7 separate regions of the Homo sapiens genome follow, and regions 1, 2, 3, 4, 5 and 6 are each linked to region 7. Evidence: chromatin contacts called from ENCODE Hi-C or POLR2A ChIA-PET data. All regions are on one chromosome and are shown on one strand. Each heading gives the region's core, a stretch centred on a gene start or an enhancer-like site at or near the end of the contact. The rest is flanking DNA. Distances are from core to core; before and after follow the strand shown. Region 1 holds the start of TRIM52-AS1 (TRIM52 antisense RNA 1). Region 2 holds the start of RACK1 (receptor for activated C kinase 1). Region 3 holds the start of HEIH (hepatocellular carcinoma up-regulated EZH2-associated long non-coding RNA). Region 4 holds the start of TRIM7 (tripartite motif containing 7). Region 5 holds the start of NHP2 (NHP2 ribonucleoprotein). Region 6 holds the start of MGAT1 (alpha-1,3-mannosyl-glycoprotein 2-beta-N-acetylglucosaminyltransferase). Region 7 holds the start of HNRNPH1 (heterogeneous nuclear ribonucleoprotein H1).

Evidence for each region. A loop is a pair of places that touch in the nucleus more often than their neighbours do. ChIA-PET counts read pairs that join two places held with the same protein, here RNA polymerase II (POLR2A). Pooled maps may share reads with other maps.
Region 1: a map of naive thymus-derived CD4-positive, alpha-beta T cell shows a loop between it and region 7 (15-fold over the local background). The contact joins the promoter of TRIM52-AS1 here to the promoter of HNRNPH1 in region 7. A Hi-C loop is called at or near these places in 1 of 168 maps with a recorded cell type or tissue (naive thymus-derived CD4-positive, alpha-beta T cell) and 10 of 50 pooled maps. POLR2A ChIA-PET finds 5 or more read pairs at or near these places in 4 of 52 experiments (CD4-positive, alpha-beta T cell, activated T-cell, activated naive CD4-positive, alpha-beta T cell and 1 more).
Region 2: a loop to region 7 is called in a map of CD4-positive, alpha-beta T cell, with 6 times the contacts of the local background. The contact joins the promoter of RACK1 here to the promoter of HNRNPH1 in region 7. A Hi-C loop is called at or near these places in 1 of 168 maps with a recorded cell type or tissue (CD4-positive, alpha-beta T cell), 1 of 37 single-sample maps with no recorded cell type and 14 of 50 pooled maps. POLR2A ChIA-PET finds 5 or more read pairs at or near these places in 2 of 52 experiments (BJ and naive thymus-derived CD4-positive, alpha-beta T cell).
Region 3: a pooled map shows a loop between it and region 7 (10-fold over the local background). The contact joins the promoter of HEIH here to the promoter of HNRNPH1 in region 7. A Hi-C loop is called at or near these places in 4 of 50 pooled maps. POLR2A ChIA-PET finds 5 or more read pairs at or near these places in 2 of 52 experiments (CD4-positive, alpha-beta T cell and activated B cell).
Region 4: a loop to region 7 is called in a pooled map, with 5 times the contacts of the local background. The contact joins the promoter of TRIM7 here to the promoter of HNRNPH1 in region 7. A Hi-C loop is called at or near these places in 7 of 50 pooled maps. POLR2A ChIA-PET finds 5 or more read pairs at or near these places in 3 of 52 experiments (CD4-positive, alpha-beta T cell, activated CD4-positive, alpha-beta T cell and activated CD4-positive, alpha-beta memory T cell).
Region 5: a loop to region 7 is called in a map of CD8-positive, alpha-beta T cell, with 10 times the contacts of the local background. The contact joins the promoter of NHP2 here to the promoter of HNRNPH1 in region 7. A Hi-C loop is called at or near these places in 2 of 168 maps with a recorded cell type or tissue (CD8-positive, alpha-beta T cell and vagina) and 8 of 50 pooled maps. POLR2A ChIA-PET finds 5 or more read pairs at or near these places in 1 of 52 experiments (activated CD4-positive, alpha-beta T cell).
Region 6: a loop to region 7 is called in a pooled map, with 34 times the contacts of the local background. The contact joins the promoter of MGAT1 here to the promoter of HNRNPH1 in region 7. A Hi-C loop is called at or near these places in 2 of 168 maps with a recorded cell type or tissue (ascending aorta and naive thymus-derived CD4-positive, alpha-beta T cell), 7 of 37 single-sample maps with no recorded cell type and 16 of 50 pooled maps. POLR2A ChIA-PET finds 5 or more read pairs at or near these places in 2 of 52 experiments (activated CD4-positive, alpha-beta T cell and activated CD8-positive, alpha-beta memory T cell).

What each region holds. Positions count from the first base shown.
Region 1 is chr5:181,259,269-181,262,900 of GRCh38, reverse strand. It overlaps TRIM52-AS1 (TRIM52 antisense RNA 1), which reads right to left and starts at 1,689. Exons shown (of 3, transcript NR_102762.1): 1 at 1,517-1,689. TRIM52 (tripartite motif containing 52) reads left to right here and starts at 1,758. Exons shown (of 2, transcript NM_001346048.2): 1 at 1,758-2,900. The coding sequence starts at 2,088. RefSeq lists silencers at 1,128-1,377, 1,488-1,637 and enhancers at 1,778-1,827, 2,008-2,057.
Region 2 is chr5:181,241,902-181,245,521 of GRCh38, reverse strand. It overlaps RACK1 (receptor for activated C kinase 1), which reads left to right and starts at 1,616. Exons shown (of 8, transcript NM_006098.5): 1 at 1,616-1,830; 2 at 3,177-3,348. The coding sequence starts at 1,722. SNORD95 (small nucleolar RNA, C/D box 95) reads left to right here and starts at 2,146; the gene lies at 2,146-2,208. RefSeq lists enhancers at 1-46, 1,372-1,441, 1,522-1,661, 1,762-1,821.
Region 3 is chr5:180,830,167-180,833,795 of GRCh38, reverse strand. It overlaps HEIH (hepatocellular carcinoma up-regulated EZH2-associated long non-coding RNA), which reads left to right and starts at 2,178. Exons shown (of 1, transcript NR_045680.1): 1 at 2,178-3,629. It overlaps LINC00847 (long intergenic non-protein coding RNA 847), which reads right to left and starts at 2,839. Exons shown (of 3, transcript NR_045679.1): 1 at 2,567-2,839; 2 at 936-1,123. It also overlaps a transcript of ZFP62 not described here. RefSeq lists silencers at 1,464-1,633, 2,074-2,203, 2,564-2,613.
Region 4 is chr5:181,203,870-181,206,445 of GRCh38, reverse strand. It overlaps TRIM7 (tripartite motif containing 7), which reads left to right and starts at 1,250. Exons shown (of 7, transcript NM_203293.3): 1 at 1,250-1,857. The coding sequence starts at 1,336. RefSeq lists silencers at 972-1,291, 1,552-1,881, 1,922-1,991.
Region 5 is chr5:178,151,925-178,155,526 of GRCh38, reverse strand. NHP2 (NHP2 ribonucleoprotein) reads left to right here and starts at 1,642. Exons shown (of 4, transcript NM_017838.4): 1 at 1,642-1,869; 2 at 1,967-2,036. The coding sequence starts at 1,710.
Region 6 is chr5:180,801,431-180,805,202 of GRCh38, reverse strand. MGAT1 (alpha-1,3-mannosyl-glycoprotein 2-beta-N-acetylglucosaminyltransferase) reads left to right here and starts at 2,397. Exons shown (of 2, transcript NM_002406.4): 1 at 2,397-2,523. RefSeq lists enhancers at 258-963, 1,418-1,527, 1,671-2,377, 2,378-3,085 and silencers at 1,898-1,947, 1,958-2,037, 2,208-2,567.
Region 7 is chr5:179,622,362-179,625,835 of GRCh38, reverse strand. It overlaps HNRNPH1 (heterogeneous nuclear ribonucleoprotein H1), which reads left to right and starts at 2,165. Exons shown (of 14, transcript NM_001257293.2): 1 at 2,165-2,241; 2 at 2,672-2,799. The coding sequence starts at 2,703. All of the region lies in intron 4 of LOC128966623 (a long non-coding RNA gene), which reads right to left. RefSeq lists enhancers at 554-1,338, 1,339-2,124, 1,874-2,168, 2,224-2,393.

The sequences.
Region 1 (3,632 bases), core at 440-2,939, 1.6 Mb before region 7:
AGGAGGTGGAGATTGCTGTGGGCCCAGATCGTGCCACTGCAGGGGGCTACAGGAGTCTAAAAGGGAGGGGACACAATTTCCCCAAATCTCCAATGTTGAGGAGTTCTGCCTACACTCCTTGCCCCAGGATGCCCCCAGCACCAAGGCCAAGAGGGTGTCTTGGCCCTCAGCACTGGGGTAGAACATCTGTACACAGAACCAGGCCACAGGAGAAGGCATACACAGAGCCCATGAGCACCAGCCCCTCTGAGCTGCGTCCAGCCCCCATCTCCATCCTCTGTTCTCTGGGACTACAAATCCAGGCCTGACCTGGTTCTATCCCTACCTGCAGAGACAGAAGACAGAAGGAGACAACCCCTGAGAAGCCTTTCCCCAGGGCCTGATTCCCCCTCCCACTGTAAGATCTCTCAGCCCGCACTTTGGGAGGCCGAGGTGGGCGGATCACGAGGTCAGGAAATCGAGACCATCCTGGCTAACAGGGTGAAACCCCGTTTCTACTAAAAATACAAAAAAAAAAAAATTAGCCGGGCGTGGTGGCGGGCGCCTGTAGTCCCAGCTACTCGGGAGGCTGAGGCAGGAGAGTGGCGTGAACCTGGGAGGCGGAGCTTGCAGTGAGCCGAGATCGCGCCACTGCACTGCATCCTGGGCAACAGCCAGACTCCATCTCAAAAAAAAAAAAAAAAAAAAAAACCTCTCAGCCCTGGATCAGGTCCCCTCTCCAGGAAAGGTGACAGAGTGGAGTCTAAATGACACTGCCCTAGGGCCCCGCTGGGGTGGAAAACAGACCCAGACAGCGCCCCCAGCCCTCCCTCCCCAGGGAGGAGTGAAGGGCATAACAGACAGCGGAGGACACCGGGACAGGAAGGAGGGGCCAGCCGCTCTCAAACTAAGTCTAAACCACGGCGGTGAGGAAGTGTGGTCCCAAATCCAGCCCCCTCCCGGCCGAGCTCACAGAGCTCAGGGCTGGAACTCGGAACCCTGGCCCGACGCAGGCGGCAGCACCGAAGGGAACTTGAGCCCCGGCCCCCTCAGGGGACCCACGACCGGGGCGCAGCTTTGCTGGCAGACGCCGCAATACTGCGCAGCCGCGGCCCCGCAAGCAGAAACAGGGCTGGGTCTGAGGCCTACGTGGAGCTGGGGCCCGACGGCTCACGGAAGGCAGCGGGGGGCACTGGGCGCCCCGGATCCGAGCCTCCCGGGCGGCAGGCCCTCCCAGCTGTGCGGCGCCCGGATCCCCACAAAGGCACCCCAAGCGCGGACGGCGGGACGGGCGACAGCACCAGGGTGGTGTCCCAGGCTTCCCCACCGCCGCGGACCAACTCGGCCCCGGCCCGGGCGGGGCTTCCGGAGAGATTTATCCCCCTTCCCTCTAACCTTCCTGGGGCTCCGGCTCAGGCTGGACAACGGCTCGGAGACCCAGTCCCCCTCAAGTGTTGACCCCCCCACCATCTAGAACCAGCCAACCCACCAAACCACCTCTCCCAAGCCGGGCCTCTTCCCGGCGTCCGCCGCTGACCTGATCAGAGCCGCTCTGCCGGCCCGAGGGAGCTGAGAAGGGGCTTGGGAATGGGGTCTTGAGGAGGGGCTGGCCGGAATGTGCAGCACTAGCCCAGCTGGAGCGGGCGGCGCGGGCGCGCCTGTCCCCCAGCCCACCCAACTCCCGGCCCGCGCGGCCCCCGGCACACCATAGAGACGTGGTCCTCCGCCGGCCTAGAGCGTCTCTCCAGAGCGTGTGCAGGAGCGAGACGTCATTTTGCGTCGCCTCGGGCAGGGTAGCCAGCGGCTGCATCTGAGGCGGACGCCGCAGTGTAGGGCACACCCTGAGGGTAGCGAGAGACGTGACAGGACCGAGCAGCTGGGGGCTGCAGCCTGCTCTGTCCCCACCGATCCCAGAGAGAGGCTGTGAGTCTGGATCTGGGCGTTCGCACCCTGAGAGAGGGGGTCAAAGCTCCCCTGCGGCCCCGAGGAAGAAGAGCAAGGTTGAGGACAGCCTCGGGTCACCAGAGTAGTTTGGAGGCAGGCCTGCAGGCGCGTCCCCGCTCCTCAGCTCCAAGCTGACGTATCTACACCTGCCGGCGGGCATTAAGATGGCTGGTTATGCCACTACTCCCAGCCCCATGCAGACCCTTCAGGAGGAAGCGGTGTGTGCCATCTGCTTGGATTACTTCAAGGACCCCGTGTCCATCAGCTGTGGGCACAACTTCTGCCGAGGGTGTGTGACCCAGCTGTGGAGTAAGGAGGACGAGGAGGACCAGAACGAGGAGGAAGATGAATGGGAGGAGGAGGAGGACGAGGAAGCGGTGGGGGCCATGGATGGATGGGACGGCTCCATTCGAGAGGTGTTGTATCGGGGGAATGCTGACGAAGAGTTGTTCCAAGACCAAGATGACGATGAACTCTGGCTCGGTGACAGTGGTATAACTAATTGGGACAACGTAGACTATATGTGGGACGAGGAGGAAGAAGAAGAAGAGGAAGATCAGGACTATTACCTAGGAGGCTTGAGACCTGACCTGAGAATTGATGTCTACCGAGAAGAAGAAATACTGGAAGCATACGATGAGGACGAAGATGAAGAGCTGTATCCTGACATCCACCCGCCTCCTTCCTTGCCCCTTCCAGGGCAGTTCACCTGCCCCCAGTGCCGAAAGAGCTTTACACGTCGCAGCTTTCGTCCCAACTTGCAGCTGGCCAACATGGTCCAGATAATTCGCCAGATGTGCCCCACTCCTTATCGGGGAAACCGGAGTAATGATCAGGGCATGTGCTTTAAACACCAGGAAGCCCTGAAACTCTTCTGTGAGGTGGACAAAGAGGCCATCTGTGTGGTGTGCCGAGAATCCAGGAGCCACAAACAGCACAGCGTGCTGCCTTTGGAGGAGGTGGTGCAGGAGTACCAGGTGAGAGAAATGAGGGAATGTGGGGGGATGAAGGGAGTGGAAAGGTAACTAGGAGAGCTGAGGAATGAGTAGCATTCCTTTCCCACCTCCTCAGGTACTTAGTTGCTAAACTTCTCTTTATTTGATGAGGGAGACACGGTGGAGAGAGATGGTCATATGGGTAAAAAAGGAGACACAAAACCATGAAGATTGGGGCAGATTGGCTTCCCCAGAGGAAGCTGAACAGATAATATGACGGTCACTGGAAGCGGACCACTACTGCTAATACTGGCAGTCTACCTAAGTGTAAGGGACGTGAGTAACAGATACCCAGTACTTCATTTCTCCCTAATGTGAGTCCTTGACCAATTCCCTGGGACAGGTACAGATAGGAATAGAAAGCCACAGTACTTGGAGATAATAGACATTTGGGACCTCAGCACAAGCAGTGTCAAAATAGATGTATTGGTAGACAGAAATGCCAGATGTGAGTCCTAAACTACTGATAGCAATTGGCCACACCCCCCCTCTGAAAGTCTGGGATTGCATCTCTACCTTCAGTGGGGTCCGTTTTCCTTCTAGAGAAAGGCAAAGCATATAAGCATCTTTGATGGATCAGAATGTGCCTCATATCCTGATCACTTTTCTTTCCTGGTATTTTATCATAGTGGAAGGAGTGCGGGATTTAGGATCAGATGACCTGGCTCTGCCACTTACTGTCTAGTCTTGGGCAGGTGTCAACCTCCTTGAGCT
Region 2 (3,620 bases), core at 367-2,866, 1.6 Mb before region 7:
CCCTCTTCGCATACCGTAGGAAGTAAACTGCAAATAAAACAAACCAGGGTCCCCCCTCTGTCTTGTTCACAGCTGTGTCCCCAAGACCTAAAATAAGGCCTGGCACCCAAGAGGTGCTAAGTTTCACAACATTTACTCTGCCTTGTTCAGGGCGCTTTACATTTGCTTCTTCACTTTCCACACCACCATGTAATGTAGATACTAATATTATTTCCAATCTCATTTCACAGATGAGAAACGAAAGTTGATAGATGTCACAAATAGAAAAGTATATACTTAGGTATAATGCCCCCTTTATTTTGCATAGATGTTGGTGGCTGCTATCATCCTGATCTGTGCCCCTGTTTAAAACTACTTGAATAGACATGGTGCCAACACTGTCTCTTATAGTCAGAGATGGGTGAGAATGGGAGCCATTACTTATTTAAATTCCTGCGGTCGAGCGGAAGGCAGAAGGACAGTTAGGTATCCGTGTTCCACCGCTTCCCTGTCTGGGCACGTCCTTCAGGGCACAGTTGGACCCCCAGACCCCTGGGCTTTTGTGTACGCTGGCTGGGCCCAGAGAGAGCTTTCCACTAGATGTCCCCAGAAGTCAGAACCTTAAGGTCCTCCTTTGGGCATTTCCGTTTCTGCGAGAGCTTCCCGTGTTCTGGCCTAGGCAGGAACGGATTGGCAGTCTAGCAACACACAGGGCAATTTTTACTTTATTATTTTATTGTATGTATGTATTTATTTATTTGAGTCGGAGTCTCGCTCTGCTGCCCAGGCTGGAGTGCAGTGGCGCGATCTCGGTTCACTGCAACCTCCGCCTCTCAGGTTCAAGGGATTCTCCTGCCTCAGCCTCCCGAGTAACTGGGATTACAGGCACCCCCCACCACGCCTGGCTAATTTTAATTTTTTTTATTTATTTATTTGGAAAGAGGTTGCATCATGTTGGCCAGGCTAGTCTTGAACTCCTGACCTTAAGTGATCCACCCGCCTCGGCCTCTCAAAGTGGTAGGATTACAGGCATGAGCCACCGCGCCCGGGAAAAAGAGACCAATTCTTAGTTCATCCAGAGTAACCCTCTCCTGCCTTAGTCCAGCCTGGACTAAGTCCTTCCGGAGTTGGTGTGCATCAGAACAAAAACCTCGTGAGGGGAGAACACCCTCCGGAAGCACAGTTTTAAAGTTTATTTTTAACATTTTAATACTCTACTTTTTAAATTGCCCATCGTTACCCACGATAGTGAAATGAAAATTAAGCTCCCCTGGGGTTGCCCCGTCAACCCTCCCCGCACCAAGTGGAACAGGCGGAGCTCGAGCTATGCCACATAGGGGCGGGGAAGCAGCCCGGCGGTCCTCATGGGAATGTGCCGTACACTTCACCTCTTTCGCTTCTCGCTCTACATCATCCCTGAGAAGCCTTTTTAAACACTTGAATGTGCTTGTTTCAGAGTGTATTTGTAAAGTGCAGTCAGATTTTGTTGTACGGAAGACGGGACTGTGATGCCTTGCAATTTCCCTCTGCCTTTTGCATTACATGGCGCCGCCATCTTGAGCAGAAATGTATCATGGGGCTCGCCATTTTGCATGGTCGAGCGGGTATTTCCGGTTCCGGCGGGGGGCTTTTCTCTCTCTCTTTCACTGCAAGGCGGCGGCAGGAGAGGTTGTGGTGCTAGTTTCTCTAAGCCATCCAGTGCCATCCTCGTCGCTGCAGCGACACACGCTCTCGCCGCCGCCATGACTGAGCAGATGACCCTTCGTGGCACCCTCAAGGGCCACAACGGCTGGGTAACCCAGATCGCTACTACCCCGCAGTTCCCGGACATGATCCTCTCCGCCTCTCGAGGTACGGACTAAGGTAGATTTCAGGACCCGAGATTGCAGGGCTGGGGGATTCCGCGTGTCGTGTAGGGAATTCCGCGTGTGGTGTGGCAGGCCGGTGGCGCGCGAGTTGGCGGGGACTGACAGACTTCTCTGCCCCATTGTGAATTGGGGCGTGCGGACCCGAGCCTAGGCCTCAACCCGGGCGAACCACATTGCAGATGAGAACCTACGTGTACATCAGCTCGCAGCTGCTAGGAGGGTTGGAGAGTTGGAAACTTTTAAAATATCTTTTGCCTTCTCCTTCGTAGTGTGGCCGGGGGCCTACGGGCCGGGCGGGGCGGTGATGACCCCAACATGCCATCTGAGTGTCGGTGCTGAAATCCAGAGGCTGTTTCTGAGCTGCCGCCCGGCCCAAGGCTCGTGGGGAGGCAGGTGGACTCCAGAGGACCTCGTGGCTCAAGTGTCGGCCTACTTTTTCTGCCCCTGGTTCTCCCCGTCCCTATCCCTGTGTTCCTGACTGCGTTTAGACGCTTCTTGTGCTTCCGCTTTGCTGCTACACTGTTAAGAATTGTCTGACTTTTGAATCATGTCTGGCTGTTAATCGTAAAATTTGTTGAGTGGGACAGGTTTCAGTAAAAGCATCCAATCCTGTAGCGCCTGAAGTGGCTTTTCCAGCATTCATTACTACATTTCTGTCGGCCCTCAGAGGTAGGCATAGGAGGCCCCAGCTACTCTACAGCCACAAACTGCTGTGCATTTGGTTGCAGAGAAGACACAAAGTGGCTGTTGAGTTCGTCTGAGTTTCAGGAAAGGGTGTCTGTATTTCTGGCACCTAAATTAAGTTCTCAGGATACAGGCTGGGCGCGGTGGCTCACGCCTATAATCCCAGCACTTTGGAAGGCAGAGGCGAGTGGATCACTTGAGATCAGGAGTTAGAGACTAGCCTGGCCAATGGTGAAACCGCATCTCTAGTTAAAAAATTAGCCAGACGTGCTGGCAGGTGCCAGCTGGCCAAGTAATCCCAGCTACTTGGGAGGCTGAGGCGGGAGAATTGCTTGAACACGGGAGGTGGAGTTTGGAGTGAGCCGAGATCATGCCACTGCACTCCAGCCTGGGCGACAGAGCGAGACTCCATCTCAAGAAAAAAAAAAGTTATCAGGGTACAGTTTACCTCTACGTGCGTTTTTAGTCTGGAATAGAGCCACTCAGTCCTGGTCTGTAACTGCTCTTGTCTGTTGTTTCCATCCCTCCTTAAGCGTCCTTAGTTGTTGTTAACCCACTCATGACCTTGACACTTAGTGAATTATCCAGTGTGTTAAACGGGCTGCGGGTTCCTCACTGATTTTTCTTCTGTTTTACCTCCTTTAGATAAGACCATCATCATGTGGAAACTGACCAGGGATGAGACCAACTATGGAATTCCACAGCGTGCTCTGCGGGGTCACTCCCACTTTGTTAGTGATGTGGTTATCTCCTCAGATGGCCAGTTTGCCCTCTCAGGCTCCTGGGATGGAACCCTGCGCCTCTGGGATCTCACAACGCAAGTAGCTGCTCACTTAGCTCTGGGGCCTTGGGAAGAATCTGGGCAGAAGTGAGGTGGATGCAATTGGCTGGTTTCCCAGGGGAGATCCAGTCCATTTGGGAACTGGAAAGCAGAGCACACCTACAGAAGATGTTTGGCCTCCCTCACTTTAAATAAGTTACTCAGCATTGCTGAGGAGTGTGGCTGAACATTTTTGCCAGGTGCAAAAGTTCTGAGTGGGCAGCAGTTTGAACATGTTTTACCTTGAAAGCTCAGGTAATTGGCAGGTG
Region 3 (3,629 bases), core at 929-3,428, 1.2 Mb before region 7:
AGGAGGCTGAGGCAGGAGAATCGCTTGAACCCGGGAGGCAGAGGTTGCAGTGAGCCGAGATCGTGCCACTGCGCTCCAGCCTGGGCAATAGAGCGAGACTCCATCTCAAAAAAAAAAAAAAAATACCGTGTCATAGAGTGGTGGAGAAATTTATTTCTCAGTTCTGGGGGTTAGAAGTCTGAGATCGTGGTGCCAGCATGGTCACGTTATGGTGAGGGTCATCTTACAAGTTGCAGATGGCTGCCCTCTTACTGTATCCTCATATGGCAGAAAATCAGCAAGCTAGCTCTCTGTTCTCTTTTTTTTTTTTTTTTTTTGAGACAGAGTTTCACCGTATCGCCCAGGCTGGAGTGCAGTGGCGCAGTCTCAGCTCACTGAAAGCTCTGCCTCCCAGGTTTACACCATTCTCCTGCCTCAGCCTCCTGAGTAGCTGGGACTACAGGCACCCGCTGCCACACCTGGTTAATTTTTTGTATTTTAGTGGAGATGGGGTTTCACCGTGTTAGCCAGGATGGTCTCGATCTCTTGACCTCGTGATCCGCCCACCTCAGCCTCCCAAAGTGCTGGGATTACAGGTGTGAGCCATCTCTGTTCTCTTAGGCAGTCATTCCATTCATGAGGGCTCCACTCTCATGACCTAATTACCTCCCAAAGGCCCCACCTCCAAATAGAGAAATAGATTTCAACATTAATTTTGGGGTGACAGTCCATTCGTAACGGAATGAACCAGGAGACTGCTGACCAGAACATGGAAAGTGCAGCCTTGTAAACAGTCCGTGTGCTCAAGCCTGGCTGACTGTCAGACACAACAACCAAACCCTCACCTTGACCCCCACCCCCAGCCACACTGGAACCTGAACTGAGAGGCCACCCTTTCCCTGCAGGACCAGCTCCTAGAACAGCGGTTCTCAAACTTGAGCAAGTGTCAGAATCACCTGAAGGGCTTTGTTAAAACACAGGCTGCTGGGCCCCAGAGTTTCTGATGCAGGAAGTCTGGGTGGCTGAGAATTTGCATGGTTACAAGTTCCTGGGTGATGCAGATTCTGTGTGTCTGGAGGTAACATTTTGAGAACTGCTGTTTCAGAAGTTCTCCACATTAAAGTCTACCAGTCCTGACTGGTACCTAAGGGGTCATGAGGTAGTCAGTGCACAAGATAGAAAGTGAAAACACTGTCTTAGAATTTAAAACAATACTTCCTAACACCAATAGGTAGCTTTTGATAAAGGAATTATCAAGCATGGCTGTATTCATTTCTTATTGCTGCTGTAACAGATTACTACAATTTGGTGGCTTAAAACAATGTAAATTTATTATCCTAGAGTTTTGGAAATCAGAAATGGAAGCCCAGGCGCAGTGGCTCATGCCTGTAATCTCAGAACTTTGGGAGACCAAGGCAGGAGGACTGCTGGGGCACAGGAGTTTCAGACCAGCCTGGGCAACATAGTGAAACCCCATCTCTACAAAAAATGCAAAAATTAGCCAGGCATGCTGGTGCACCCCTGTAGTCCCGGCTACCTGGGAGGCTGAGGTGGAAGGTTCACTTGAGTCCAGGAAGGTTGAGGCTGCAGTGAGCCATGATTACGCCACTGCACTCCAGCCTGGGTGACAGAACAGACTGTCTCAAAGAAAAAAAGAAATTAGAAGTGAATCTCACTGGGCTAAAATCAAGGAGCCAGCAAGAGTTGTGTTTTTTGTTTTTTGTTTTGAGATGGAGTCTCGCTCTTGTCACCCAGGCTGGAGTGCAATGGTGCGATCTCAGCTCACTGCAACGTCTGCCTCCCAGGTTCAAGCGATTCTGGGGAGGGGAGGAGGAGGGAAGCAAGGAGAGAGGAACGCAGGGAGCAGAGCCTGACCTGGTCACAGGGGTCTGGGAAAGACAGAGGCTTTGTTAGAGCCGGCAGCTGAGGGCCGAGGCCGAGCAGGGGTTAGGCCAGCACAGGACGAAAAGGAAGAAAGTTCCAGGTGGAGTCTGGTGGAGAAAGACCGACCTGGAAGGCACCAGCATGTGCACGTGGCAACTGAGGTCGAGGACGTGCCTGAGAGAGAGGAGGAAGGTGCCCTGCGGACCGGGTAGGGTGCGGAGGTCGGGAATGGAGAACGGTCGTTGGGCAGGTCCGGGTACCCGTAGCCAGAACCACCCGGGTGTGCGCAGCTCGGCCAGGCCCCGCCTCCCGGCGTCCCCGCCCCCTGCTGGGCCTCTCTCCGCAGCCGCGAGACCCGCGCTTGGCGCATAGGCCGGTTCTAATTTACAAGAACACCGCGGCCTGAGGCCGGAGAGTCCCTTCAACCCGGGAGGCGGCGGCTGCAGGGAGCCGAGACGGCGCCATTGCCCTCCAGCCTGGGCAAAAAGAGCGAAACTCCGTCTCAAAAAAAAAAAAACATGGCCGAAACCAGGAAGCTGCGCGATGGCGCCACGGCCCCTCTTCTCCCGGCCTGTGTCCGGAAGGTTTCCCTCCGAGGCGCCCCGGCTCCCGCAAGCGGAGGAGAGGGCGGGACGTGCCGGGGCCGGAGCTCAGAGGCCCTGGGGCCGCTCTGCTCTCCCGCCATCGCAAGGGCGGCGCTGACCTGAGGCCTCCCCGCAAAGGTCCCCGAGGCGGCGGCGGCGGCGGGCTGTGAGAACCGCAGAAGAACGCTGGGCGCGCAGCGACCCGTCCACCCCCGCGAGGAGAGACTTCCACAGAGGCAGCGTTTCCACAGCCCAAAGCCACGTTTCTAGGGTGATGCAGCCCCAGTAAGTTCCTGGCGGGGAAGCTCACGGCTGTCAAAAGAACTCTTCGCTCCAGCCGGCGCACGAAGGGGAGGAGGGCAGGAGGCTGCCGCCCGCACAGGTCATCTGATCACGTCGCCCGCCCTAGTCTGCTTTTGTGAATCTCCACTTTGTTCAACCCCCACCCGCCGTCTCTCCCTCCCTGCGCCTTCCCTCTAACCTTAAAGACCCAGCTACCTCTACGCAAATGGTAGCTACCTCTGCGCAGGTGGAAGTTGAGTTCGGTTCACGCGGGACCCTCTTCCCTGTGGCAAGCTGCTGAAGGAGACCTGCTGTTACTGCTTTAGCTGCTGTTCTGCTTAATCTCAGACAGCTGGAAGGTAGTATTCCGCCCTCGCCCAGCCACCCGAGTAAATGAGAATGATGACTGACTGAGACCCTGATGGTGGTGGCTTAGGCTTAATCTCAGACAGCTGGAAGGTAGTATTCCGCCCTCACCCAGCCACCCGAGTAAATGAGAATGATGACTGACTGAGACCCTGATGGTGGTGGCTTAGGCAAGATGAACGTCTGAAATGGAGGCCCAGGGCTGCCACGATGGCTCTGTAGTCATCAGGGAGGGAGCTCCTTTTATCTTGTTACCTACTCCCCTCTTGTGCCCCTTTCTTCCCTTGATCTAAGAAGGTTGCTCCGGATCTCGCCATCTGGCCTGCGTTCAATCAGCAGAAGCTTCCTGGAGGAGCAGGAGGAGGCACTGTGCTCGCATCACATACCAGTGGCCAGAAGTTGGCTTCAGGGAAGCTCAGGAAATAGGATGCGAGAAGCCATGAGACCTCCCCAAACTCTGCAGTAACAGAGTCAACAAGACAATGGCTTAAAGATGGAGAGACCAGTTGATCGGTCACACAAGCTGTTCCACGA
Region 4 (2,576 bases), core at 1-2,500, 1.6 Mb before region 7:
AGGCGATGGGCCTACTTTCCACCGTGAACTGCGGCTCCTCTTTTGAATTTCGAACCAAGTTTAATCCAAGAAAACCTTACTGAGCTTGCCAAGAACTGCTCTAAAAACAGGATTCAGCCGTGAACAAACCTAGTACAGTCCATCTGAAAGCTGACATTCCAGAGGAGATAGAGTGCGGGCACAGAGCCGGCCCTGAGAAGGGAGCGCGCTAAGAGACGACTTTACACAGTGTGCGCGTTCGGGGCGGGCTTCGTGGGCAGAGACGTTTGAAACAAGACCTGAATGAGGTGGGAGGGAGCATGCAGGTGGTGGGAGAAAAGAGGTCCACGCAAGGGGAACAGCCAGCGCAGAGGCCACGGGGTTCAGGAACAGCAAGAAGATCGGGGACACTGGGTCCTGGAAGGCCCTGAGAAGGGAAGTCGGGAAGGAGGGAGCATCCGGGGGCAGATGAGGTGAGGCGAGGTCTTCGCCTTTGGGTGAGAATTGCTGAAGTTCCCGGTGACATTGGCAAGGGCGGTTTCTGAGGAGGGTGCGGGCGAAAGCTTGATCCAAGTGGCCTCCAGAGTGAGCGAGGAGAGAGGGTGTGGAAGCGGATAACACAGGCAGCTCTGCTGCGGGGCTGTGGAGACAGCTGGGGGACAAGAGAGCGCTGAGGTTTGTGTGTGTGTGTGTGTGTGTGTGTGTGTGTGCGGTGGGGGGGGAATAATACTGAATACAATGGGAAATTATAAATGTGTTATCTGTTCAAATACTAAGTAAAGAGTAAAGAAGCCGGAGGACAGTCGCAGAAAAGGTAATGGAATGGATACAAGGCCACGCTTGCGCGTGAGGGGACAGGACCAGGTTCCAGTCTCTAAATTTAACTCAGCACAGGGCCGGGGCGAACCTGCGCTGGCGGAACCTGACACCGTGGCCCGAGCGCCAGGCCCTTGCCCCGGCGATGCTGGGTCGGCCTCGGTCGGAAACCGGGAGTGGCGCTGGCAGCATTTGTGCGCCCACCTGTCGCGGCCCGTTTCCCGCGGCTGACTGGGTCAGGCTGGGGCGGCCTGGAGAGTCTGAGGGACGGGGGCGAGGGGGAGAGGCCGCTGGCCAGGGCGGGGGCTGGTGGAGCGCAGATCCGGGGCGCAGGGCGCTGTCCCGCACTTGAATGGCCCGTAGTCAACGTGCGCCTCCCCTCCCGGCTCCCAGCCGGGCGCGCCCCGGGCTCGAGTCTCTGCCTGCCCAGTGGCAGCCCCGCCCTTCCTCTCCCAGTGGGCCCTCGGCGCCCAGCTCCGCGTCCTGTGAGGTCCAGTGGCCGCCCAGGCGCGACCAGATCTGGGTGCGCGGAGAGCGCGCATGGCGGCTGTGGGACCGCGGACCGGCCCCGGAACCGGCGCCGAGGCTCTAGCGCTGGCGGCAGAGCTGCAGGGCGAGGCGACGTGCTCCATCTGCCTAGAGCTCTTTCGTGAGCCGGTGTCCGTCGAGTGCGGCCACAGCTTCTGCCGCGCCTGCATAGGGCGCTGCTGGGAGCGCCCGGGCGCGGGGTCTGTTGGGGCCGCCACCCGCGCGCCCCCCTTCCCACTGCCCTGTCCGCAGTGCCGCGAGCCCGCGCGCCCCAGTCAGCTGCGGCCCAACCGGCAGCTGGCGGCAGTGGCCACGCTCCTGCGGCGCTTCAGCCTGCCCGCGGCTGCCCCGGGAGAGCACGGGTCTCAGGCGGCCGCGGCCCGGGCAGCGGCTGCCCGCTGCGGGCAGCATGGCGAACCCTTCAAGCTCTACTGCCAGGACGACGGACGCGCCATCTGCGTGGTGTGCGACCGCGCCCGCGAGCACCGCGAGCACGCCGTGCTGCCGCTGGACGAGGCGGTGCAGGAGGCCAAGGTGAGCGCAGCCCCCACCCACCCCGTGGGTCCCCGGGACCCCCTGACTTGGTCCCGCGCTCCCGCGCACGGGGTGCAGAGAACAGCCTGTCGATCAGGAGGCCCGGGTGAGCCCCTCCCTTCTTTCTCCATTCCAGGAAGCCCAGCGCTGGTTCCCGGGCTGAGCGCGGTTCTCTGTCACCCCCAACATCACCAATACCCCCACCCCACCCCCACTGCGTTTCCCTCTGGGCCAGATACTGGGCCGCCTGCGCGACGTCCCCCACGGACTTGGCGATGTTCTTCCTGTCTGTTCGGAGCCTCTAGCCTGGTCTGCGTCTCCGCAGCTCTCTGCCCGCGGGAAGTCTCCGGCACAGCCACGCAGCCGCTGCCCCCACTCTTATCTCTTTCCCCGAAGCGGGCTCTGCTCAAAGTCCCCACCTCGTGGAACTGAGTGAGAGGACCTCGCCAAGATGTCCAGGGAGGGGGCTCCCGGGTTAAGCCGCGCACCTAGAGCCGTCTGACTGTGCCAACGCTGTCGATTCTGGGGGCCCTTTCTTTGCTATTTTCTCGCTGAGCCTCAGCGAGGGTGTGTGCAGGGGTGAGGGCGGGGCGGGGAGGCTCGGGCGGCAGTCCCCAGTCTCTCCTTGCTGGCCCATCCTGCTCCAACTCTCCCAGCCACGGGGCTTCCTGGTGGGGGGGCGGAGAGTAGAGGAGACGACTAGGGGTAGGGCTGCCGGA
Region 5 (3,602 bases), core at 393-2,892, 1.5 Mb after region 7:
ACGGGGGTTTCACCGTGTTAGCCAGGATGGTCTCGATCTCCTGACCTCATGATCTGCCCGCCTCGGCCTCCCAAAGTGCTGGGATTACAGGCACCGCGCCCAGCCTATTTGTTTTTATTTAATGCAAAACAAAATTTATTGCACTTTAGTTCAGAGTTACAAGGTTTTTGTTGTTGTTGTTTTGTTTTAGAGACAAGATTTTCCTGGGTGGCCCAGACTGGAGTGCAGTGGCTATTCACAGGTGCAGTCATGGCTCACTGAAGCCTCTAACTTCTGGGCTCAAGCGAGCCCCCTCTCAGCCTCCCGGGTAGCTGGAACCACAGGCACGAGTCACCACACCCGGGAAAGGCCAATTTTTAAGTTGGTTTAACTGACCTGTGTTCCCACCCACAACTACCGGAACACTTCTAAGTTTCTACTTACTGGCCTGTTCCAGCAACACAAAAATGGCAGGCCTGCCACATCAGGATCAAAGGTAATTAGTATTACAAATTAGTAATTTGCAGCGATTATCTAATTAATATCCATCCAGAGTTCCAAAATATAGTGGAAGAGGCTAATCAGAGATACCAAGATCCACTGGATCTCGGCCTGCCACCGCCCCCCACGCCCTGGCAGCTCTGTCCCTTTACCTTCTACAGACCCGTCCAAAGGGTAGCTCCTCATAGCTCTCACCCTGCACGGCAGGGAGCTCAGTCCCCAAAGCCTTCCCTCCGCTGTTCCCGGCTTCGCTGGAGCCGTCCTTCCCTCAGCCCCGGCTGGCTTCTCGGCTAGGCCCTCTGCATGTGTAGCGTCAGGCAATGGTAAGAACTGCGGGAAAATAGCGGGTGAAGGGATGCTGGTTTGGAGAGAGAGGGGACGGCAATTTTAGATAAAATCACCAGGGAAACCTCTCCCATGGGAAACACTGAAACGGAACCCTGCGGGATGAGAGTGAGCCACACGCTATCTGTGGAAAAGCGGTGCAGACGCAGGTCAGTGGGGTCATCCCTTGCTCTGTATCTTTCACACCTGCGCAGCCGGGTCCAGGGGTCAGAAAACAAAGAAAAATTATGCAAGAAAGGAGGCAGCCTTAGGCCGGGCGCGGTGGCTCACGCCTGTAATCCCAGCACTTTGGGAGGCCGAGGCGGGCGGATCGCCTGAGGTCAGGAGTTCAAGACCAGCCTGACCAACATGGAGAACCCCTGTCTCTAGTAAAAATACAAAATTATCTGGGCGTGGTGGCGCATGCCTGCAATCCCAGCTACTCGGGAGGCTGAAGTAGGAGAATCGCTTGAACCCGGGAGGCGGAGGTTGCAGTGAGTCGAGATTGCGCCACTGTACCCCAGCCTGGGCAATAAGAGCGAAACTCTGCCTCAAAAAAGAAAAAAAACGAGGCAGCCTTTCCAGCACCCAGAGCCCCGCCCTCTCCGGCCCCGATTCCCAGGGCTCCGCCCCTTGCCTCACATTCCCTCCGCTCCGCCCTAATCGGTTCCGCCCAGTCCCTTGGTCCGGGGATGGCCCCGCCTTAAGGACCATGACTCCGCCCCTCTCCGCTCTCCGTAGTTACGAAGCTGGGCGTCAACGATTGGGCTGAGTCGGAGACTTCCTTTCCTGATTGGCCGTGTTGTACGGCGGCTTCTCGCGCAGCTGATGACCTGGAAGTGATGCCTAAAGCTGTGGACCGCGTGGGCTCGCCTCCCTGGGACTAGGTTTCAGCGGCCGCTGCGATGACCAAAATAAAGGCAGATCCCGACGGGCCCGAGGCTCAGGCGGAGGCGTGTTCCGGGGAGCGCACCTACCAGGAGCTGCTGGTCAACCAGAACCCCATCGCGCAGCCCCTGGCTTCTCGCCGCCTCACGCGGAAGCTCTACAAATGCATCAAGAAAGGTGAGGCGGACGGCGGCGTGGCCGGGATGGGTGCGCGGGTGGGATGGGTGCGCGGGTGGCTGAGCGAGGCCCCCGACCGACTCTTCTGTCGTTGCAGCGGTGAAGCAGAAGCAGATTCGGCGCGGGGTGAAAGAGGTTCAGAAATTTGTCAACAAAGGAGAAAAAGGGTAAGAACCTTCCTTCCTCTGGATTTTGCATTTCTAAACGTTAACGGAGAAATCTCTACTTAGTAGGCGCGCAGTAAAAAGGTTAACTCTGACCTAGCCCCATATACAGAAGCCAATCAAGCAGTCGGTAAAGTCCCTTTGGTACAATACCGGTACGACAATACCGGTACACCACGTATACCAGCTCAAAGTGAATTCCAAAGTGAAGCGAATTGTGTAAGCAAAGTCCCTTAGAGTAAACCCACCTTCATTAATTCAGGGACCCTCCTCCCCGGGCTCCGCTCCTTGCCTCAGATTACCTCCGGCCCCCGCCCTAATCCTCTCAGCCCTGAATCTCAGTCCTAGGGATGACCCCTCTCCGGCTCTGTATTTAAGGAACTGAACGTTAACGTTTTTGTTTGTTTTTGAGATGGGTCTAGCTCTCACCCAGGTTGGAGTGCGGTGGTGCGATCACAGCTCGCTGCAGCCTCGTCCCCCTGGGCTCAAGCGATCCTCCCACCTCAGCCTCCCGAATAGCTGAGACCACCGGCTTGCGCCACGCCTGGCTGTTGTTATTGTTGTTTTGCAGAGACAGAGGAGTCTCGCCATGTTGCCCGGGCTGGTCTTGAACTCCTGGGCTCAAGGAATCCTCCTGCCTCAGCCTCCCGAAGCGTTGGGATTACAGGCATGAGCCACCGCGCCTGGCAGCCTTAACAATTGAATGTACTCTTTTTCAGGCACTGTGTTATGGGGGAAACAGTGACATTCATTCATCAGATAATGACACACACACAACTAATTACACGTTGTGATAGATAGCCATGAAGGAAAATAACAGAGTGCAATGATAACTTCATCACCCCACTTTTCTTAATGGCATTTATCAAAGTTTGAACCTTGTTTACATTTTTCTTCCCTTTATCACCCTCTCAGGCCAGATGGTAAGCTCCTTCAGAACAGGGCCTCCTTGCTTTATCCCAAGAAGTGAAACTGTAGGTGCTCAAGAGATCAATAATGTTGGGCAGACTTGATGCTCAACGGCATCTAACCTAGCTGGGGAGGGCGCATCTGGGGAAGTTTCCCTCAGCAGTCACATTTGAGCTGAGGTCTTAAGACACAGGGATTAATTGGGGGGTGGGTGGGAGGATTCTGCCAGAAGAAAGAGTGGGCCTCTGGGCAGGAGAGGGTCTGGTGAGCAGAAGTGCTACCTTCTTAGGGGGCCTTGTAGGACACAGTAAATTTAGTTTTTATACTCAGCACTTTGGAGGCTATTAGGGGTTAAAGCCAGGAAGTGACATAATTTTTATTATTTTTTACACCCTAAGATTTTTCTGACAATTGAAGAAAGGATTAGAGAGGTACGAGTAGGTTTGGGAAAGTTCAGGTAGTAGACTACTGTAGTCCTGGAGAGGTGATGGTGGAGACAGAGTTAAAGGGGACAGATTTGAAAGGACTTTCAGATGTGGAGAATGGGGAGGTATTGACGACTTCTAGGTTCTGACATGCCCAGCTGGAGGGACAGAGGGCCCAATCTTGAGATGTGAACAGTGGAGGGGGACCAGATTTGTGTAGAAAGATCACAAATTT
Region 6 (3,772 bases), core at 1,148-3,647, 1.2 Mb before region 7:
TGTTTTTTCCTTTTGCACATAATCCAATCCCAGGCCCACCCCCAGAATCCTGGCCCCTTGTTTCTATCCTTCTTACTCCAGTCACTGCTCCCCATGTAACCTCTATCAAGAGCTCAGAGCCTCTTTTCCCCAGGTCAGTTTGGCACTCATTTACCCTGGTTTCTTGCCTCTCAGACCAAGTGCTTGCTTTTGCCTCCATGAAGCCCATTCTGATTCCCTAACCAGGCCCTTTCTTTTTGGGATGGTCTCTTGCAGTCCGGGAATTTCTCCTTTTGGATCTTCCTGTGAGCCTTGGGATTTCAGCCAAGGGTGGTAGAGATGGGGTGTGCGTTACAGTGCACGAACAGCCGCCATCCTGTTTCCCCTTCACCTGCCTTAGATGGAGAAGTATCAGGGTCAGTGGTGGGAATCTGATCTTCCCCCACCTTTCAGCACCCCCTGATGTCTGTCCTTTCTCCTGGAAGGTGATTTTGGCTCCTCATGTCTTGGATCTACAAACCAGTGTTTCCCAGCCTTTTCACTTTTAGGAAACACAATTGTTTTTTCCTTTACGCCTTGACACCTAGTGTGAGTGTGCAGAGCCCCCAGGCCCCTGACTCCTCCATTAGGCAAACATAGGGCAGAGGTGACAGACACTGGCCTCTGACTGGCATATCCGCCTGGGTTCGAGGCTCCTGCCACAGTGCGCGCAGTCAGCTAAAGTGGAAGCCACGGGCTTCCCGCACATCGCACACTGCACACGGCGGCCTCGGTGGGCCTGCCCTTCTCCCACTCCACCTCCAGGTCTGGGCTCTGGCCACTTAAGCGGAGGCTTCACGGCAGCGCCTGAGAGGAGACAGAGCCCTCTCAAAGCACTGGCGCTGGAGGATGTGTGCGGGGGTGTTGGGGGGCGCACAGGAGTGCCCGGTCTAAAACCTGGCTATGCTCCCCACCAGGTCTGGTGGCTTGCAGCACGTTTGCACTTACCCTGAGCCTCAAACTAGTTATCTGTAGAATGGGGATGATAACGCTCACTCCGCAGAGCTGCTGAGGCTTGAAGGACAGGCCGAGGGAGGGTTTGGCCCGTGAGGCCCCTCACCATGCCTGGTGACCCCTTAGCAGTTTTGATTTAGGTCCTCGCCTCCACGCAGGGGCCTGCGGGTGCGCGCGGCCCTTTGTTTCTCTAGAACCCTGCACGATTCGTGGTTTCATGTAGAAACAAGTTAGTGAGCAGTCAGTCAGTAACCACAGGCCGCAGAGTTCCGGGCTGCTCCGTGCTCTGGAACACGGGGGAGGGGTTGATGTCAGGGGCGTGGGTCCTGATCACATGGCAGCAGCCCTTCTTGGGGAAGTCAGCTACCCAGCAGCCTGTAGTCCTCGGCTACCCACCCTCACCGCCTGGGGTCCCATGGTGAGACAGCTGGGTGGGCATCAGGCTTCTGCAGAGGGCCAGGCCGGAGGGAGCTGGGCGAGGGAGTGGGGCTGGCTCCTGGCTTGCACCGGCCTCGTGGAATCCAGGCCTCAGACCTGATCGCTGGCGAAACTGGCTCTGTGCGCTGGAGCCCCTGGTCTTCTGCGTCTGTCCTCCTCCCGGCCAGACTTTACTCCTGGCTCAGCGACAGGTATTTGCTATGGAAGAGCTGTCCCTCCCTCCCCTCGGTGGGCCTGGGTCCACCTCCACCTCCTCTTCAGGTCCGCACCTTCCTCCCCTTTAAAACACCAGCCGGGCGCAGACCCGTTCTAGGCTTTTCCATGGTGCTTCCGCCAAAGCTTGTGACCGAGTCCTTCCCGCCTAGGGCTGGTGGGCCTCCCCTGCTGGTAGGTCTCTCTTCGCTTTCTTTACTCAGAACTGAAGCTCTCATTCCCCACCCACCAAGGAAAAACAAAAGGGAAGAAGCCACAGCTGGCCCCGGCTTGCTTTGGCACAGGTGTTTCCCCCCGGCCCCCCGTCGGGCACCCTGGTTCCTGTTCTGTCCCTGCCCCACGCGACCCTGGGGCTCCCACCCGGGCTCCTCAGCCTCCCCTGGGTTGGGGTGGGGGGACTGGCTCCCAGCCCTTGGCCTAGGGTTTGGTGAACGCCTTTCCTGGACTGCGGGCCCACTTCAGGCGCGGCTCCAGGCTGGGCAGCTGCGCTGGAGGGCCGAGGGCAGGGGTGGGGTCGGGCGTCCACCCTCAGGGTTGCGCCAGGGAGCCGGAAAGCCGACTCCCGAAGTTGGGGTCCTGGGAAAACTTGGGTCCTGGGTTGACTGAGAAGCGGCGGGGAAAGGAGGCGGGCCAGGAGGAGGGGGCCTGGCGGACGCCGGCCGGGGGGCGGGGCGCGGCGGGGCTGTCGGTCACGCCCCTCAGTCCGCCCCGCCCCGCCCCGCCTGCCGGGGAAGGGCCACGTTGCCCGCCCGGCCGTCCGGCCCCGGCGCGCCGCAGAAAGGGCTGGCGAGTCGAAAGGCGAGGCGGCCGCGGCAGCGCTTGGGACGCGCCTGGGCACCGGGCTCGCTCCCTGCGCCCCGGAGCAGGCCAAGTTCGGGGCCAGGACGTCGGGAGGACCTGGTGAGTAGGTGTCCGGGGACGGAGGTCAGACCGGGGGAGGCCTCGCGGGCGCCGAGAGGGAGCCCAAGGGACGTCGGGTCGCCCCAAAGCCCCGGTGCCCATGAGTGCTAGCGAGAGGGGGCTTGGCTGGGGAGCGGCCCGGTCCGACCCGGTGCCAGCTGCGCGTTAGTCCCTTCCCGAGCCGAGAGGTTGGAACTCCGCCTTCTGCTTTCGGAATCCCGGGCCTCCAGCTGTTAGAGGAAGGGCGGGCTCCGCGGACTGGGGAGGATGTTGTGAAACTCGGCCCCGGGCGTCCGTGCGTGCGGGGCAGGGAGGGGGTGGGATTGGGGAGTGGCCTTTCCCCCCTAACCTCACTCCAGCATCCTTTCCCCAAGTTAATAGAGGCTGATTCTCCTCAGCAGAAAGGAAATGTTGATTCAGTGTTGAAATATATATATAATAAGTTGGCAAGAAAACTTTTCTTCCTGTTTGCTAACGTGTGTGGAGTAGAGAGCCCCGGGACGTGCAGTGCCCGCGTCTGATAAACTCTGAAGTAGAGGGACTGTGGCTGGCCGGCTCCCTGAAGGCTGAAGCTTCACTTTGGTTAACCCTTGCTGCTGTAGTGGGTCTGCCGTTTTGTTTTAGAACATCACTGGCTGAGATGTTGCCCAGCTTTATTTTCAGTCATTTACGGTATTTTTTCAGGCCGTGTAGCCTTTGCTCTTACGTGCTCACATCATCCAGGATCTGCCTTCCATCAGCAATCACTGCGTCCTGGTCCTTCCCAATTCTGGGGACCATTGAGCTCACCCATTTCCCTGCTTCTGTGTCTCATTCTCACTGTTAGAAGCACTGCGGTATGCCTGACCTCAGTGGCCTGTGTTAACAAGGGAAACTCATTACTGTTCGGGGCAGTAGGGAAATTGTCACTGTCGTCAGTATCCAGGCAGTGGGACCTTGTGATGAACCAAATCAACCCTGTCACCTTATAGATGAGAGAACTAAGGTACAAGTGGGTCAAGTGACTTGTCCAAAGTTGCCTGGCTTGCTGGCTGGATCGCCTGAATCCCAGGCCTCATGCCTTTTGTGGCACTTGTATTTAGCTCTTCTTTTCCAGGATGAATAACCTGCATCCCTTCCCTCCTAGGTCTTATTCTCTCAACTCTTGAATTATTTAGTGTATCTTCTCTGACTACCTTTCTTTTTTTTCCGTCCTGAAATTATGGGCCTGGTACATGATACAGGAGTCCAGCCAAGGTCTAAGAACGAA
Region 7 (3,474 bases), core at 916-3,415:
GTTTGCACCACTGCACTCCAGCCTGGGTGACGGGCTGTGTCTCAAACAAACAAATAAAAAATAAAAATTTAAAAACCTTGTTTTAATATAAGTTGGACAATTTATATATAAGAGAATTGGCTATAAGTGTATGAAATGTATTCTACCTTACTACTATTCTTTTTTTTTTTTTTTTTGAGACGGAGTTTTGCTCTTATTGCCCAGGCTGGAGTGCAATGGCGTGATCTCAGCTGACTGCAACTGCTGCCTCCTGGGTTTAAGTGATTCTCCTGCCTCAGTCTTGCCAAGTGGTTGGGATTACAGGCATGCATCACCATGCCTGGCTAATTTTTTTTTTTTTTTTTTTTTGAGAGGGAGTCTTTGTAGCCCAGGCTGGAGGGCAGTGGTGTGATCTCAGCTCACTGCTTCCTCTGCCTCCTGGGTTCAGGTGATTCTCCTGCCTCAGCCTCCAGAGTAGCTGGGATTACAGGCGTGTGCATGCATAGATAATTTTTGTATCTTTAGTAGAGATGGGGTTTCACCATGTTGGCCAAGCTGGTCTGAAACTCCTGATCTCAAGTGATCTGCCTGCCTCGGCCTCCCAAAATGCTGGTATTACACGAGTGAGCCACCGCACCTGGCCGGACTCTCTTCTTGATTACCTCAGCCAAAGTGCCTTCTGAAATGGTACCACAGGTGTGTGCTTCTAGTTCAGTTTGTAGTAGAGGGCCTGGTATGTACCGTCATTCACCCTGCCTGCTCCATCTGCATCCCCCTCACATCCAGCAAGAGTTTTCCTTTACACAGGGTTTACGGCTCCCCTGCTGATCACCTGCCAAAGCCTTCTCTCGGAGATAACACCCTTGCCAAGGCCTAAGTGGCCTTTGAAGATCAGGCCCTGCTTAGCTCTGGGCTCCTGTCTTTCTTTTGATGTCCTCTCTACTTTTTCTCAAACCTGTCAAAACTGGATTCGGACTCTGTGGCACTGGGGTTGGAAACATGCTTTGTCCGCATCTTCCCAGGGTGGCACTCAGGCTTGCACTAGCTAAGGTAGCTCTGCGGCAGGGTCCAGCACTACCTTATTGTTAATTTGTGTATTGTCTGTGTCCACTAAAGCTGGGGTGAGGAAGGCAGCCAAATCAGACATGGGGAGGCCTGGGAGGCTACGGCATCTTAGGTTTTGGGCAGTGCTGCTAGAAACCACGAACATTAGTCATCTCGCAGCATGTGTGCACATGGGGTGACCCGGGGGCCTCCTCGAATGCAGCGTCTACGCCTGGTGAATGGACGCACTCTTACCAATTCTGCTCTGGGAGATGCAGCGGTAACCTACCGAGCGCAGAGGCCGGCGCGCACCCGTGGAGCCCGCGCTCGCGATCCCTCCTCGTGCCAGGGCCCCAGGGCAGTCAAGGCCTGCCGACCGTTAGGCGGGTCAAGGGGTACACAGGGTGCGAATTCGTTAGGCAAAAGCTGGGTACAGGCGCGAGCCACAGGCACGGAAACCTCGCGCCGACCGGGGCCCTAGGCCCGACGACGGCAGGTAAGGGGAAGTGGAGGCACACAGGGCTGGGACGTGCCCCAGGCACCATACGGGTGGCTTCGGGCGCGGGACGTCCGCAGCCCCGCAGCTCCCAGGACGTTCGACAATCTGCAGCTGACCAGCTTCGGCCGGTTTGGGGATAAAGGGAAGACAGGCGGCGCGGGGAGTGGGAACGCCTGAAGGCCGCGCCCCTCCTTTCAGGTCGGCCAGGAGCGCGCCGGTAAGAGCCTGGGGGCAAGGGGTAGAAAGACGCCCACCTCATCACAACCCAGAGCTCGGGACTCCTATACAGTCCCATAGGGAACAGGCGGCCGCCATTCCCCTCCCCCACGCTGGCGGGTAAGGCTAGAGAACGGTTTCAAGGAAGACGCATGCGCATGAAATAATTATAAACCGCTAGGACTCCGAAGTTCAATATTCGCGGGAAGGCGCAGGCGCAACAAAAAGCCCGGCGGGTTTATGGGTGGGGGTGCTGAGCCCAAAACCCAAGCGTGTAATAATCCGCCGGCGGGAGGTGGGCTGGCTCTTGAAATTACGCATGCGCCAGAGCTCTTTGTGACGCAACGGGGCGGTGCGGGCAGCTGGCTGCGCGTGCGCAGAACTCGCACAAGGGACCTTATTTAGGTTGCGCAGGCGCCCGCTGGCCATTTCGTCTTAGCCACGCAGAAGTCGCGTGTCTAGGTGAGTCGCGGTGGGTCCTCGCTTGCAGTTCAGCGACCACGGTGGGTACCGTTTTTGCGAGGATTGTTTGTCCCCATATCTCTGGGAGGGCCACGGGGACCTTGGCGAGCTGCAGGCTGCCGTCGAGAGCCGCGAGTGGTTCGCTGAATCTCGGCACCGCCGCTGAGGCCTGCAGGCCGCGCCGACTCTATTGTGTGAGAAGTCGGAGGAGGCGGAGCGGAAGCGGCCGCCGCCATTTCCTTTCCTCTACGCTGGCTCTCGGCCCGGGCCCCCACGGTTCGGGGCGCCGACAGCTGTTGCTCAGGACAGCTTTGGGGGTCCGGTCGCCGGACGAGGAGGTGTTGGAGTCGCCGGGGTGGGTGCATCCGCCCGGTTTTTGCTCCGTGGGGGGGCGGTGCGGGCCCGGGCGCGCCTCGGAGGCGAAGGACAGCTTAATTGGCGCTCTCAGTTCTGGTCCTCCCCGCTTTGCAGTTTGTTTCGACGCCGGACCGCGTAAGAGACGATGATGTTGGGCACGGAAGGTGGAGAGGGATTCGTGGTGAAGGTCCGGGGCTTGCCCTGGTCTTGCTCGGCCGATGAAGTGCAGAGGTTTTTTTCTGGTGAGTTAGAACTAGGACGCGGGAGTTCGAGTTCGAGGCCGGGGCGGGCGGGCTGGCGGGCGGCCGGGCTGGGGCGGGGCGGGGCGGGGCGGGCCGGGCCGGGCCGGGCCGGGTGGGACCCGGGGCGCCCCCTGGCGAGGCGCGGGCGACTACACTCACCGCTGTGCTGCTCGCGCCCGGCGGCCCGCTGTTACGCAATGGAAATTTCGAAAGCCCCGCCCGTCCTCCTGGCCCTTGGGGGAGTGCGGCAGGTTTGGCAGACTTTGTTTTCTTTACCTATCTTTGAACACCAGCTTTTCTTTTATGGGTGTCTTTTTTTCTTTTTCTTTTGAGTTGGAGTCTCTGTCACCCAAGCTGGAGTGCAGTGGCGCGTTCTCGGCTCACTGCAACCTCCGCCTCCTGGGTTCAAGCGATTCTCCTGCCTCAGTCTCCCGAGTGTCTGGGACTAGAGGCGCGCACCGCCACGCCCGGCTAATTTTTGTATTTTTAGTAGAGACGGGGTTTCACTATTTTGGCCAGGCTGGTCTCGAACATCTGACCTCAAGTGATCCGCCCACCTCGGTTTCCCAAAATGCTGGGATTACAGGCGTGAGCCACCGCGCCTGGCCCGGGTGTCTTTTTTCGAAAGGATAAATTGGCATAGGTGGGATTTCCTCCTCAATCTTGAGAAAATGG